Linked DNA regions of Homo sapiens: region 1 is linked to region 2. A link is a contact called in ENCODE Hi-C data. All regions are on one chromosome and are shown on one strand. The core of a region is the stretch at or near the end of the contact, and the rest is flanking DNA. Distances in the headings are between cores, read along the strand shown.

What was found. Hi-C counts contacts between places; a loop is a spot of excess contacts on that map. Pooled maps may share reads with other maps.
Region 1: a map of sigmoid colon shows a loop between it and region 2 (2.7-fold over the local background). The contact joins the promoter of STARD13 here to the promoter of KL in region 2. A Hi-C loop is called at or near these places in 1 of 168 maps with a recorded cell type or tissue (sigmoid colon) and 5 of 50 pooled maps.

Annotation. Positions count from the first base shown.
Region 1 is chr13:33,282,688-33,288,059 of GRCh38, forward strand. STARD13 (StAR related lipid transfer domain containing 13) reads right to left here and starts at 3,068. Exons shown (of 14, transcript NM_178006.4): 1 at 2,783-3,068. The coding sequence starts at 2,951. RefSeq lists enhancers at 3,171-3,230, 3,241-3,370.
Region 2 is chr13:33,013,094-33,018,027 of GRCh38, forward strand. KL (klotho) reads left to right here and starts at 3,330. Exons shown (of 5, transcript NM_004795.4): 1 at 3,330-4,166. The coding sequence starts at 3,348. It overlaps LOC124903151 (translation initiation factor IF-2-like), which reads right to left and starts at 3,360. Exons shown (of 2, transcript XM_047430819.1): 1 at 2,743-3,360; 2 at 1-542. The coding sequence starts at 3,349. The coding sequence ends at 352. RefSeq lists enhancers at 2,934-3,509, 3,510-4,087, 4,296-4,355 and silencers at 3,366-3,435, 4,126-4,225.

The DNA.
Region 1 (5,372 bases), core at 1,818-4,317, 270 kb after region 2:
AATGCTGTCATTAATTTTATTTGCACATGATTAATGGAATGATTAAAAGCTGTTAGTGACAGGGCACAATGGCTCACATTTGTAATCCCCGCACTTTGTGAGGCTGAGGTAGGAAGATCACTTGAGCCCAGGAGTTTGAGACCAGCCTGCGCAATATAGTGAGACCCTGTCTCTATAAAAAAGTTTTAAAAATTAGCCAGGCATGGTGGCACACTCCTGTAAGTCTCAGCTACTGAGGAGGCTGAGGTGGAAGGATCGCTTGAGCCCAGGAGGTCAATGCTACAGTGAACTATGATCACACCACTGCACTCCAGCCTCGGCGACAGAGTAAGACTCTGTCTCAAAAACAAAAAGAAAACAAAGCTTTTAGTAAAATAACTTGACATCCTGTGTTATTGGGTAGTAACTGGTTAAAGAGAATAAAACATGTAGCACTTTGTTTCCACTAGAGAAATATAACCTGACAGGAAATTTCATAATGAGTGACCAATTCTGGTCCTATAATATAGTGTATTGCTGTATCCTGAGTAGAAAAGTCTAAAAAGTCTCTAGTATATTATATAATCTGAAACTCAATCATAGGTTCAGTACTTTAGCACTCATTATAAAAACTAAAAAATAGTCTAGTGTATTGCAGAGCATGGACTGTCAAGCTGTATTCAAGTATCAGTTCCTACTGGGTGACCTTGGATAAGATGCTTGAAATCTGTGTGCCTCTGTTTTCTCATCTGTAAAATGGGCATAATAAAAAAAATTAACTACAATGATTTTGGTATGCTGTAACTGTTTAATCCACATTCTCTGAAATTACAGTAAACCAATCTTCTAATACAATAAACTCAATAAAATTGTTTCACATTGCTTTCTCATTGTCTTACTAAAGAGTTGTATGATGTTAACACATAATGATTTCTGAATCACAAGACTGTTGGAAATCTTTATTGCTTCCCTGTGATCTTAACTGTCAGTTTTAAGTGTTAGGCATTCATTGACTTCAAACACTCCATTGCCCAGTATAAAAAAGAGGGAATTCTCAAATTACCTAATTAGACAAAAATGAAACATAAACTGAGGGTGCCCATATGTCTGTGTGACAGGGCACGTTCAGTGATAGTGCATGTGTTCACAACTTCAAATCTTGAATGGAAAAATAACCCTCATTCCAAAAAGAACATAAATAATATTTAAATAAAATAAATTATTGTAAATACATCTAAGGAGGTCTGCAAAGCAATTTCAGCTAGTTCTCTGCAATATTTCTCATATGATATGCATGCTGAGGAACATTTATATCTTGTAGATGATAGCGCATCATTAAGCCTCGGTGTTCATAAAGATGATGGCATTTGGAAAGGCACCATTGTCAGAAATTTCTAAAACCAAAGTGGAGCTGGTTTTTATTCTAAGCCTAAAGTATTTTTAAATCTAGCCACAGGGAAATAATTACTTTTGTTTCTATTCAATCAAGACCTGGACACAGAGTTTATGCAATGACATAATATCCTTCCTGAAATCAGACCAGCATGTAGGAAGGACCAGCATCCTTCACACATAACTAGTTCCTGAACCTTTACAAACAAATCCTAATTTCCAAGGAAACAATCTCATCAAATGCTGCCCGCTAGAATACATATTGTTCTTTCTGGAAACATTACAATAAGATTTTCATGATTACAAACCCCAACTTCCTCTTTAATATTCAATATAATCTTAAACTCATTTATTTAAGTGGAAACTGTATTTTTATAATGGCTCTAAAAATTCCTGGTTAACTTATTTAGCACCAATATAATAATTTCTTTTTTTGTTGTGTAGGAGGAGGGTGATCATTAACTGACTGTCAACGTGTGTTAGGGGCTTCTTAGGAACGGCTCTAAAAATTCCTGGTTAACTTATTTAGCACCAATATAATAATTTCTTTTTTGTAGTCTAGGAGGAGGGTGATCATTAACTGACTGTAAACGTGTGTGTTAGGGGCTTCTTAGGAATGTTCGTCTTTCTGCTTTCTACTGATATACCCTATAAGGAGCATGTTTTAAATTTTTTTTTTTTTTGAGACTGGTAAATTTTAGTAATGTCCAGACTTCCAGGCTGGTATTTTGAGGGGCTGGGAATAAAAAGAATATCAAGCAGCTTATAATCAATATTCTCTTCTCTTTGCATTAGGAAGCTGGAGTTTTGTGTGCAGGTTACGGGATTTGTTTTGAGATGAACGAACACCTTAATTCTCTACCAGGAAAACAATATTAACACATCTGTGGCAACTGCTGACATAAACATACAAACAGGAAGAGAATGCGATTCTAGTGCTTAGCCTGGTGGCCTTTAGAACAGAATTCTTGCTTTCCTCCTCTTCACTAAGGATATTCGAAATACTCTGGGCAGGGTGGACATTAGTCCCTCGCCTCCTCCCTAATGAAATAAACAAGTGTCCACATTTTAAATGTGACGGAGTGTGAGGAAACTGCAGAAAAGCTCCTAAGATACACACTGAGTAACAGTTCTCATCTGTTCTGTAGACACACGTCAGTTTGGGAATTTATGATTCACTGTCCCACCGTGAAGTTTTTTGTGCACTTTATGTTGAGCTATGTGGCAGCTAAGGACTGTCCTGTTTGCTGAAAACTGCAGCCTAAAGTTATTTTTCAAAGTTACGGGTAGTGTGGCATAGAAATCCATATGTTATAAAGTGGAAACAAACAAACAAAAAAAACTGGGTTAGCATGAAATAGAGCCAACAGAAATCAGAATGAGCAACAGCCTTCCACTGCCGGCCACTCACCTTGTTGAATTTTAGTCACTAGCTGATGGCGTGCTAGAATCCGGCTCATCCTGTAAGGAGAGCGTCTTGTAGTCTGATCAAATCGCAAGTACATCTCCTGGCCCTCAGGTGTCATGGAATTTAGGTAGTAGCAGCCTGAGGCTGGGGTCCTGGGCACCTGACTGAACATCTCGGCAGATTTCCTATTGCCACCTCAGTCTGCCTGTGGCTGTTGCCGTCTGTCTCCAGTCTCAGTCAAAGAGCAAGGCACCCAGCCCAGGACAGCTCAACAGACCCAGCGATTTTTAAAAAGAAAGAGGAGTGCCAAAGCCACAACTCAGAATTCCAACCCCCGGGGCCCTCACGTGACCTCGGGAACCAATGAGAGGAAGAGAGGAAAATGGGAACGTTTGCAGTCAGCCCTAAGCCCCGACCAGAGGCAGTTCCAGCCGCCAGGGTCCCTCACACAACGCTGAAAGCAAAATACACGTATTTGACGTGCCTCAGAGCTGACGAAGCACCCAAAAGCAGCCCTCACTAAAGGAGTCGAAAGAAAAAGAGAGAGGGAAGGGCAAAACAAGTAGAAGACAAACAAGTCCAGGGCTCAGGAAACTTTTCAGCCTGTCAAAGTTAGAGAAAGCTCCTTCGCTTTCTACAGGGCAGCAGCAGCCAGGTAAAAGATGGACCTGATAAATCTCTTAAATTTAAAAAACACAACACAACAAAAAAAAACTACTTCAAACAAGCATCAACAGCTGAGCGTAAGCCACCACCTTCATTATCAAGAAACAACTCAAATAAAAACTTTTCCAGTGAAAAATAAACTTCAAGGGCTTTAACACCAGGAGTGAATACACCACAGATCCTGACCCTCACGTGATGGGAATTGGAGGGCTCTTACAGATAAGACTCAGAGAGGCAAAGTACACACGCGTTACGTATTAAGCATCCTTTCCTCTTTGATTTCTCTACTTCCCCAATTTTTAATCACCTAGAGGTAAAATACTTAGAAGGTGCCTATCACATTTAAGACACTGAATCATTTAAGACAAGAATCACTGCAGAAGTTGCAAAGGTACTTCAAAGATACTGTCATCAACCTGCTAAGGACCCATTGAGAAGTTATACAAAAGCTTCTAACATGAGGCCATATATATGTCTCAAAAAGGACGCAAACACAATGCTAGGTGAGCAATATTATTTTTGACTGGGGTGATGATTGCAAGCCAGATAGAGAAAGAGACATTTGGATAGGCTTTTTAAAATGGGGGGAATTCTGATAGGCAGAGGCTGGGGAGGGCTTTGCAAGAGACTGTAGGTACCCATGTGTGCAGATCCAGAACCAGAGTATATGGTTTAAGCAAACTGCTAGTAATTCAGTTTGGCCATATCTGAGTGTGTGTGTATATATATACGTGTATATATATATGTGTGTATATATATGTGTATATATGTGTGTATATATATACATACACACACTGAGTGACATATATGTATATGTCATTATAATTTTCCCTGTTTTTCTTCTTTAACATTGTTTGATGTGAAGAGAAAAAGTCCACAGAAAACATGTTATCAAATTCTGAGCCTGGGGCTGAAAGAATAAAGTTCTTTGATACAAAAAGTATATGACCAAGTTGCTTCTACATTTGGCTGACGGAAACATAGCCTGGCTGGGAATTTATAGTCTAATAATGAGAAATTATTTCTACATTATTTCCAAATTAAAAGTTTAACAGGATTTAAATTAGGACTTTGATTCTTCTTACTCTGGCTCTCCGAGGCCCATAAGCCTTAACAACTTTCCCTGAGGGAATTGTTGCTAGCCTGATTCTGAGAAGCAGCTCGTCTTGTATAACTGTCCCGCTATGAGAATAAACAAGTTAAGCACGATCTCTGCAGCCCAGCATGTGACAATTGCCTACTACCTCACGTAGTTGGTAATTGTCAGCCTCTTCGGGTGGTTACACAAGAGTCATCATGTCTTTGTTTTCAGGTTGGCTTCATGGCAGGAAGGGAAAGAAAGATCTATGGGGCCATACTGTGCACTTTCCATTCTTATTTAGGATTTGAGCAGCAGTTTTTCTGTTCCATAGCATCGTCTGTGGAAGGTGAAAGGGATCTGAGACCTAAGGAACTGCTCGGCAGAAGCTCGAATGGAGAAAGGTCGAGCACCATATTGCAAAGTTGGCTGCCTGGAAGGTTCATGAGCCCAGCTCAGTCCGCACCGGTGGCCGTCCAATTAAGGTGCTTGCATCAGCTGCTTTGTGCACGTGCTTTCGGCTTGATGGTCCAACACTGGGAGCATCTGTGTCATAACTTTTTGTTCAAGGCAGACACTTGGTGGTTATCACTTTTTTACTGGAAGAGAATGGAAGGAGGGTGGAGAGAGAAAGAAGAGGGGAGCATGGGACTTGAGAACATTGAACATGTTCTGGGAAACCAAGTAAAGGTGAGGAAAAGGTAAAAAGGTAAAGGTGAGGAAAAAATACGTAGCTTTTTATAGCTTTGGAGAGCACTTAAAGATAGACCGGCCATTTCCAATGCCAACCTTGCAGTTCATTGCTGACTTGGCTGCATTCTATTATGAAAACAAGTGGAATGATTCTTC
Region 2 (4,934 bases), core at 2,080-4,579:
CACTGGGACTACTGCATTTTGGTCCATTACTTCCTTGCGCACAAAAACCCTTTCTTTTCACCACGAATACACTATGAACATGTTTTTTTCTTCAGTGTTGGCATCTCTTGATTCCTTCCCTCCAGGTCTTTGTGCGAGTTTTACTCTTTAAACCCCAGATATTGTCATATTTTTCTCTGTTAAACTTTTCCAAACAACTCAAAATAGGGTAATTTCTTCTTCTTCTGAATTTCTCTGACAATTATTCTATGGGTCATTTATTAACACAGCATAATCAAACAACTTATTTATTTTCATCTTTCTTGATCCTTTCTTCAGTTGGATGTTGTCTTTGAGGGCAGAGGTTGTCCTCTATGTTTTGAAGTCTCCACACAGCTCGTCGTTGCCTTGCCCGTAGTTGTAGCTCAGTGAAATAAAAATATGTCCGTAGAAGGTGATGTCTGTGACTGGTGAGCTGAGAGCTTGTGGGGTTGGTGTTGTATTTGGGTGCATGTGAATCAGTGCATCTCCTGCTCCATTGGTGTTAAAAGGCTCCCATCGTCCTGGGAACACAATAGGAAAGAGAACAGGTGGGAAGGCACTGGATGAAGGAATGTGGAGAATGGAGGAAAAGTTGATCAGATTGTTGACAACTTTCAGTGTTGAAATTGTCACCAAAATCAAAGTCAGTAAATAAATTTACAATGTCCTTTTCTTCAATGCATCAATAACTTCACCTTCCTGTTCAAAGCACAGCAAGTAATTAATCTCTTATTTGCATTTGAAACCCAAGTTTCAGATGTTTGAAGGTGGTTGTAAAAAATAAAAACCAAAATAAAGCCAAAATAAATAAGCAGCAGCACTAGGCCGGGCACAGTGTCTCACACCTGTAATCCCAGCATTTTAGGAGACCGAGGTGGGTGGATCACAGGAGATCAGGAGTTTGAGACCAGCCTGGTCAGCATGGTGAAACCCTGTCTCTACTAAAAATACAAAAATTAGCCAGGTGTGGTGGTGTGCCCTTATAATCCCAGCTACTGGGGGGCTGAGACAGGAGAATTGCTTGAACCTGGGAGGCAGAGGTTGCAGTGAGCAGAGACCATGCCACTGCACTCCAGCCTGGGCGACAGAGTGAGACTCCGTCTCACACTTGTGGAACCCAGAACTTAGTAACCATGAACAGAACCTTAATAAACAGAAAGTTCTGGAAATAAAGTTTAATCATCATGCAATCTTTATCACTGGGTTAAATGAACAATCATCTGGGAACATGTCTTGGAATGCTTAAAGCTTTGAGATGCATGTGCCTATGTGGCAGACAAATTTCAAATGTGAAACGTTTAGTTAACTTGGTCTTGCTTTTTAATCACTGCTTTAAAATTTAAAAAATGCTGCTGGTCAAGTAAAAATAGCAATAGATAAAATCTGCCCTGAGCAAACAGACCATACATCAATAAATGAATACTTAGCTTAAGCGATTTTCCATGAGACCCATGAAGCATTTCTAATTGAAACTTAACAAGCTACAACCCAACAGACACTCCAATCTTCACTTCTAGAAGGGAAATGTGATACTCCATGTAGACGTAGCTTTTTAAATTTAGCTGGAAGACAGCGTGACAGTGAAGTTGTGTGCTGTAATTTTTTAAAATTGCTGAAGTGTCATGGTTTGCTATTTCGTATTTATTGAAAAAATGTAAATGCTATATTTAACAGAATGGCAGTAACTCTGTTTCAATCTGAAGACTTAATCTTACTAATCATGGTAATATATGCTGGCTGGAGTTGGGAATATTTCATAAAATACTGGAATAAATTTGTGCTTATATTTCAGGGGAATTAATAAAAGCACCTTCATCTGCAACATTTAAAATGTTATTGCCTTTAAATTTGTATTAAATAATGCAGGGAAGATAGATCACTGGGGGAGAATGGATGCACCTCTGTGAGGATCTTGGTCATTCAACACACGTGTACGGGTGAGGAAACTAAGGCACGACTTACTGGGTAGGGAGGTAGGGATATTAGCAAGATCCTTCACTTGTCTGGGCTTTCTGTCTTTGAGTCACCTTTGCGCAGTTTTTCACTGGACTTCACAAGCCTCTGAGGCGGCAGGGCAGACAGGACATCCTTATTTTATAGAGGAGGAAACTTAGGCTTACAGAGGTTTCCTGCCCCAAATCACAAAGGTGGAGCCTAGACCTTCTCAGTCTCCACCAACTGTATTTCGGTTAGCCACAATCCTATCTACCCACATCCAAATGGACACTGTGGCTCTGCAACTTCTGTCAAAAGGGCTCTTTGGCAACAGGAAAAACGTCATGGCTCCATTGTATTGTAGAGGATGGGAATGGGTGTTCCGGCTAAATTCTCCCTCCCCTTTCCCTCCACAGCTCAGATGGCAAATGTGCGACCCAGGGACCTCCCGCTCCAGCAGACCTGTGCGCACAACTTTGCACAGATTACCTGCTAAGTCAGAGCCGAAAGGTAACACAGATGCCAAAGGATAATAAAGGTGAATGAGATTTACTCAAAATTGGAAACTTGGTGTTTGGTTTTTCAGGAGAACAATCAACGACTGTGATTTGAAGTTCACCAGGGTATTCTGAGAGATCTAATCAAAGATAGAGTGCTGGTTTGAAATTATTAAAAGGTAACAGTAAAAGGGAGAGCAAAACCCCAGTCCCAACGCAACCCATAAATCTACTTTGTCTTCCTCGAAAGAGGGGCGCGGGTGGGCGCGTCTCCCCGCGAGCATCTCACCTAAGGGGGAATCCCTTTCAGCGCACGGCGAAGTTCCCCCTCGGCTGTCCCACCTGGCAGTCCCTCTAGGATTTCGGCCAGTCCCTAATTGGCTCCAGCAATGTCCAGCCGGAGCTTCTTTGGGCCTCCGAGTGGGAGAAAAGTGAGAGCAGGTGCTTCCCCAGCGGCGCGCTCCGCTAGGGCCCGGCAGGATCCCGCCCCCAAGTCGGGGAAAGTTGGTCGGCGCCTTTTCTCCCCGACGAAGCCGCTCCAGGGCTGCTCTCAGAGGACGCGCGGCAGGCAAAGAGAATGAACCTGAGCGTCCACGAAACGTCCTGCACGGCTCCCGGGAGCTGGGAGAAACAGGTGCCTTTCTCCGACGTCCGCGGGCGACGCCTGCCGCACCTTGCCCGCTGCCGCGCCCCTCCCGGGCACCCCTCGCCCTCGGCGCCCCTGCCCCCGCCCCCAGTGCCAGGGCGGAGGCAGTCCCGGCTCGCAGGTAATTATTGCCAGCGGAGCCCGCCGGGGAGCGGGGGTGGGCGCGCCGGCGGTGGGCGGGCGGGCGCGGCGGGGCGCGGGCATAAAGGGGCGCGGCGCGGGGCCCCGGAGCCTGGCTCCCGCGCAGCATGCCCGCCAGCGCCCCGCCGCGCCGCCCGCGGCCGCCGCCGCCGTCGCTGTCGCTGCTGCTGGTGCTGCTGGGCCTGGGCGGCCGCCGCCTGCGTGCGGAGCCGGGCGACGGCGCGCAGACCTGGGCCCGTTTCTCGCGGCCTCCTGCCCCCGAGGCCGCGGGCCTCTTCCAGGGCACCTTCCCCGACGGCTTCCTCTGGGCCGTGGGCAGCGCCGCCTACCAGACCGAGGGCGGCTGGCAGCAGCACGGCAAGGGTGCGTCCATCTGGGATACGTTCACCCACCACCCCCTGGCACCCCCGGGAGACTCCCGGAACGCCAGTCTGCCGTTGGGCGCCCCGTCGCCGCTGCAGCCCGCCACCGGGGACGTAGCCAGCGACAGCTACAACAACGTCTTCCGCGACACGGAGGCGCTGCGCGAGCTCGGGGTCACTCACTACCGCTTCTCCATCTCGTGGGCGCGAGTGCTCCCCAATGGCAGCGCGGGCGTCCCCAACCGCGAGGGGCTGCGCTACTACCGGCGCCTGCTGGAGCGGCTGCGGGAGCTGGGCGTGCAGCCCGTGGTCACCCTGTACCACTGGGACCTGCCCCAGCGCCTGCAGGACGCCTACGGCGGCTGGGCCAACCGCGCCCTGGCCGACCACTTCAGGGATTACGCGGAGCTCTGCTTCCGCCACTTCGGCGGTCAGGTCAAGTACTGGATCACCATCGACAACCCCTACGTGGTGGCCTGGCACGGCTACGCCACCGGGCGCCTGGCCCCCGGCATCCGGGGCAGCCCGCGGCTCGGGTACCTGGTGGCGCACAACCTCCTCCTGGTGAGTGCGAGGGGCCAGGCGGAGGGCCACGCAGGGGAGACAGAGGGCCTCCACAGGGGCCAGGGGGAAGTGTGGGAACTGAGTCTCCCCCAGACGAGGCTTCACTTGGACACGTGTATGTGGTCACCGGGGGAAACTGAGCAGTTCTGACTTCCCTTGGAAGGCGTGGAATTAGGAGAGAAATCCCTTAGTGGGCACACGAGTGAGTGCCCCTTGGAGTCCATCTGTGGAAAGGAAGCGGTGATAGGTTTCCGCAGTGAGGAAAGAAACTCCTTTCTCTGGGTGTAGAGGAATTCCTAGAGGTGAGGGCGGGGAGGATTTGCTAGGAGTAACTGCAGGAAGAGAATGAGCAGGGTGGATGAAAGAAACACGTTTGTTCTTAAGCCGCACAGATAGCATTACTCTCTGGAGCTGTCACGAGTTCAGTGTTAATCCAATAAGATCTGTCTTGCTTGTGGCACAAGTTCACACTGTTGTGAAAGTGTCAAAACACAACTCCCGGAGAGTCAGATTTAAACTGTGTTTGGAGGTCCCTTCTGCGGCAGGGCAGGGAACTGCATCCACCAATCTTATTCACCGGGGTGTGAAGACCGCTTTATACAATCTCAAACAAAGCTAGTCATAGAAACACAGAAACAACTGCAGGGTGATATAGATTGTTCTACCACATCTATATTTCCACAGTGCTCTCTACAGTTGAAAGGGTTCCTCACTTATGACATTGTTAGCCTGATAAAATTAATTGTAACACCCTTGTGCAAAATATTT